2 separate regions of the Homo sapiens genome follow, and region 2 is linked to region 1. A link is an interaction called in ENCODE POLR2A ChIA-PET data of the cell type or tissue named here. Cell type or tissue: B cell. All regions are shown on one strand.

Region 1 (2,500 bases):
GTCTCTGGGTCACTCTTGACCCAGGTACCTAGCATATCTGAGGCAGAGACGTAAAGACCCTTGGACGTGGCCACTACACTGTGGGTTAGGATGGTAGGTGCTTGGGAAAGGGAGATGCAAGGCTTGACTTCCACAGAGCCTGCCCCAGGCTGGATCGAGGGGAAGCTAGCAGGAGGGGGATGCCTAGAAGTCAGGTGCAAGTACATGCATCCTAGAGTCACCAGGGCAGAGGGGCCCCAGGGACCTGTGTGAATCTGCTCTGGCTCCCTCGGTATCCCTGAGCCTGAGGGAGGGCTCCCTTGGGTGGCTCTGTGCCTGGTGGAGACCCTCTCTTCCTCTTTGCAATCTTCCTCTGTCTGGCTTCAGTTTGCTTCTTCTGGCTAGTTCAAGGGAACCTCCCAAGATGTGCTGTAAAGTACTAATGGTATAACTTGGCAATTCCATATATGAATTAAATGCTCTTATTTAAATCTGGTTTTGCATAATATAAAGAACTGCAATATTCATGCTAATAATTCAAGTTTTTATTTTTATTTTTTATTTTATTTTATTTTTTGAGACAGAGTCTCACTCTGTCCCCCAGGCTGGAGTGCAGTGGCGCAAACTTTGGCTCACTGCAAGCTCCGCCTTCCGAGTTCACTCCATTCTCCTGCCTGAGCCTCCAGAGTAGCTGGGACTACAGGCGCCCGCCACCACACCCAGCTAATTTTTTGTATTTTTAGTAGAGACGGGGTTTCACAGTGTTAGCCAGGATGGTCTCGATCTCCTGACCTCATGATCCACCTGACTTGGCCTCCCAAAGTGCTGGGATTACAGGCGTTAGCCACCATGCCCGGCCTATTTTTTTACTTAGAATGATATTAAATAGCAAACAAAAAAACATTACGTGTTGAGAGAGAGAGACTGTGGAAGAAAAGGCTTTATATTTTAGTACCTTTAGTGGTACTTTCTCAGGCATTTTTATTTGGCTCTGGGTGGGCCCTGTGAATTATGTAGTGAGCTCAGTCTGTAGCTCACTGTTGCCTGACAATGCACCAAGCTCCTTAGGTTAAATTCAAGGCTATCAGCCTTTCCAGTTTTTCCTAGAGTTATTGTCCTGCTGAGCCCCAGGTGACAGGTCACCCCCTGCTCTTGTCAGAGGTGTTGGAACCAGAGTGACTCCATCTTGAGTAGCAGCTGGGTAAAATGAGGCTGAGACCTGCTGGGCTGCATTCCCAGGGGGTTAGGCATTCTTAGTTATGTGATAAAACAGGAGGTCACAAAGACCCTGCTGATAAGACAGGACGCAGTAAAGAAGCTGGCCAAAGCCTGCCAAAACCAAGATGGTGACAAAACTGTCCTCACTGCTTATCATATGCTAATTACAATATATTAGCATGCTAAAGGAAACTCCCACCAGTGCCACCACAGTTTACAAATGCCATGGCAACATGCAGAAGTTACCCTATATCATCGAAAAAAGTGAGGAACCCTCAGTTCCAGAACTCCCACCCCTTTTGCAGACAACTTATGAATAATCCACCACTTGTTTAGCATATGATCAAGAAATAACCATAAGTATACTTAGTGGAGCAGCCCATGCTGCTGCTCTGCCTATGGAGTAGCCACCCTTTCATTCCTTGACTTTCTTAATAAACTTGCTTTCACTTAATTCTGTCAGCTTGCTCTTTAATTCCATCCTGTGCGAAGCCAACAACTCATGTGGCTTCCCAGGCTGAACCCCAATTTTGTCACAGGTTCACCCTGTGACACTGTGGCCTTCTCCATTCTGAAAGAAGAGCTCTACCTGCTATTCACCCTGAGACCAGACAAACCCTGCCAATTTTCAAGGCCCAGATAAAATGGATGGATTGAGTGAAGTGATTCTTTGAATTCCAACTCCTCCTAGACAGACAAACAACCCTCCAGGAACTCGCTGCCTCATAGTCTCCTGGTAAAGTATGGCTGTGTCTTTCCTTCTGTTTGACATAGACTGATGCACATTGTCAAGGAGGCAATGAATAATGAATGAAGTGGATTCAGAAATGTTAGACAAAAACAATTACATATCTTTTTCTGGAAATTAGAAAAATATGAAAAAGTACAAATAAGAAAGTAACACTCATCCTTATTCCTACCATCCAGCATCAACAATTGTTAACATCTTGGCATATTTGATTCTAGCTTATTTTTCAAACATCTTTCTTTTTTCTTCTGTAAAAACTATTACTATCATTAATATTAGGCGAACATAATCCCACAGATCTTTCTATGCATAAACACACACACACACACACACACACACACACACACACACACAGTGTTTCTGTTTAATGTTACTTGGGAAAAGACTAAAATAAAGTCAAAGGAGTTGTTAAAATTTAAATTTTTTTGTCCATAAGAAAGTATAATTTCCTATGATATCCCTCTAAGGTTTTAAATAAAACTTATGAAAGATATTAAAAGTTGCAGTATTATATATTCACATAGCATCTTTTAATTTTATACCATATTTACTATT
Region 2 (2,500 bases), 240 kb before region 1:
TTACAGACATGCGCCACCACCTCGGCTAATTTTGTATTCTTAGTAGAGACGGGCTTTTGTCAGGCTGGTCTTGAACTCCCGATCTCAGGGGATCCACCCACCTAGGCCTCCCAAAGTCTTGGGTTTACAGGCATGAGCCACTGTGCCTGGCTCTATATATTCTTTTATATTTAGAGGCTGGAACAGAAAATTTTGAAGACTGTATTAAATAATAGAGGATTTATTACTCTTCTTACCACGAAGTGGTGTTGACCTTAAGGTTATATTGCCTCATTTAATTGGGTTGGCAGAAGTGATAAGAGAGGTCCTTCAGATTAGAGGGGGCTCTGCTGCCCAGGCCGGAGTGCAGTGGTGAGATCTTGGCTCACTGCAACCTCCACCTCCTGGGTTTAAGTGATTCTCCTGCCTCAGCCTCCCGAGTAGCTGGGACTACAGGTGCGTGCCACCACGCCCAGCTGATTTTTTGTATTTTTATTAGAGATGGGGTTTCAACGTGTTAGCCAGGATTGTCTTGTTCTCCTGACCTCATGATCTGCCCACCTTGGCCTCCCAAAGTGCTGGGATTACAGGAGTAAGCCACCGCACCCAGCTGCTTGTTCTTTTTTAAAAGTAATTTCTTCCTGGGCGCGGTGGCTCACGCCTGTATTCCCAGCACTTTGGGAGGCCAAGGCGGGTGGATCACGAGGTCAGGAGTTCAAGACCAGCCTGGCCAAGATGGTGAAACCCTGTCTCTACTAAAAATACAAAAAAGTAGCCGGGCCTGGTGATGGGCCCCTGTAATCCCAGCTACTTGGGAGGTGGGGGCAGATAACTGCTTGAATCCAGGAGGCGGGAGTTACAGTGAGCCAAGATCGTGCCACTGCACTCCAGCCTGGGCGACAGAGCGAGACTCCATCTCCCAAAAAAAAATAGTAATAATTTCTTTCATTGCAAATTTTATCTCAGGTACAAAAAAGCATATAAAACATGTATAATTTAAAGAATACTATTGCAATGATCATTTTGTATCCACTACCAGATTAAGAAACAAAATGTTTGGCCAGCCGCAGTGGCTCAACACCTGTAATGCCAGCATCTTGGGAGGCTGAGACAGGCAGATCACTGAAGACTGGGCGTTGGAGACCAGCCTGGCCAACATGTGAAACCCTGTCTCTACCAAAAATATAAAAATTAGCCGGTCGTGGTGGTGGGCACCTGTAATCTCCGCTACTTGGGAGGCTGAGGCAGGAGAATTGCTTGAACCTGGGAGGTGGAGGTTGCAGTGAGCTCAGATCACGCCACTGCACTCCATCCTGGGTGACAGAGAGAGACTCTGTCTTGGGGGTGGTGGCGGTGGGGGAACAAAATGTTTGCATTTTTTTCTTCCAGAGGTAGCCTCTGTCCTGATTTGTTTGTGTTTATCTTTCTCTTGCTTTTTTATTTTATTTATTTTTATTTTATTTTATTTTATTTATTTATTTATTTTTATTTTTATTTTTTTTTTTTTTGGTGACGGAGTTTCACTCCTGTTGCCCAGGCTGGAGTGCAATGGCACGATCTTGGCTCACTGCAACCTCTGCCTCCCGGGTCCAAGCGATTCTCCTGCCTCAGCCTCCTGAATAGGTGGGATTACAGGCATCCACCACCACGCCCAGCTTGGTTTTGTATTTTTAGTAGAGACAGGGTTTCACCAGGCTGGTGTCGAACTCCTGACCTCAGGTAATCCACCCACCTTGGCCTCCCAAAGTGCTGGGATTACAAGTGTTAGCCATTGCACCTGGCCTCTTCAGTTTTTCTTGTAGGTCTCAGTTTCATCGGGTATCATTCCTTTCAGCTTGAAGAATTCCCTTTAGCATTTCTTTCTTAGCGCAGGTTTGGTGATGAATTATCTCAATTTTTGTTTACCTGGAAGTACCATTATTTTACTCTTATTAAAAAAAAGAAAACTGGCTGGGAATGGTGGTGCACACCTGTAATCTCAGCATTTTGGGAGGCTGAGGCAGGCAGATCGCTTGAGTTCAGGAGTTTAAGACCAGCTTGGACAACTGGGTGAAACCCTGTCTCTCTTAAAAAAAACAACAACAACCCCCTCCCCTGCCCCCCAAAAAACACAGCTTTGTTGAGATACAGTATATATACTGTAACATTCACCTGTTTTAAGTGTACAGTCGAATGATTTTTAGTATTTACGGAGCTGTGCAGTCATTGCCACAATCTAGTTTTAGAATCTTGTAGCCTTTTGCAGTCACTTTGTATCTTTCTTCTCCCCATCCCTAGACAGCCACTAATCCGCTTTATGTCTATAGATTTGCCTATTCTGGATGTTTCTTGTAAATGGAATCACACAATATATGGTCTTCTGTCTTTTACTTAGTCAGTTGTTGAGGTTCGTTCATGTAGCATCTATCAGTAGGAACCTCTTTCCTTTTTGTTGCTGAATTTGTATTTCGTTGTATGGATGTGCTATGTTTTATTTATCCATTCGTTGATGTATGTTTGGTTGCTTCCACTCCGTGGCAAT

What was found. ChIA-PET counts read pairs that join two places held together with the same protein. Peaks named below come from ENCODE experiments on the same cell type or tissue, not always from the same donor. Only the 100,000 strongest peaks of a DNase experiment are listed, where the experiment ranks them.
Region 2: POLR2A ChIA-PET joins it to region 1 with 6 read pairs; 9 of 35 experiments call an interaction of 5 or more read pairs at or near these places.

What each region holds. Positions count from the first base shown.
Region 1 is chr21:33,233,983-33,236,482 of GRCh38, reverse strand. The region is part of intron 1 of IFNAR2-IL10RB (IFNAR2-IL10RB readthrough); the gene reads right to left. All of the region lies in intron 1 of IFNAR2 (interferon alpha and beta receptor subunit 2), which reads right to left. Among named protein-coding and RNA genes, the nearest start is that of IFNAR2-IL10RB, 5.3 kb to the right of the region's middle. RefSeq lists an enhancer at 1,750-1,799. In B cell, no CTCF peak of the experiment used is centred here; no DNase peak of the experiment used is centred here; H3K27ac peaks cover 817 bases.
Region 2 is chr21:33,473,764-33,476,263 of GRCh38, reverse strand. The region is part of intron 1 of TMEM50B (transmembrane protein 50B); the gene reads left to right. Among named protein-coding and RNA genes, the nearest start is that of TMEM50B, 5.0 kb to the left of the region's middle. In B cell, no CTCF peak of the experiment used is centred here; no DNase peak of the experiment used is centred here.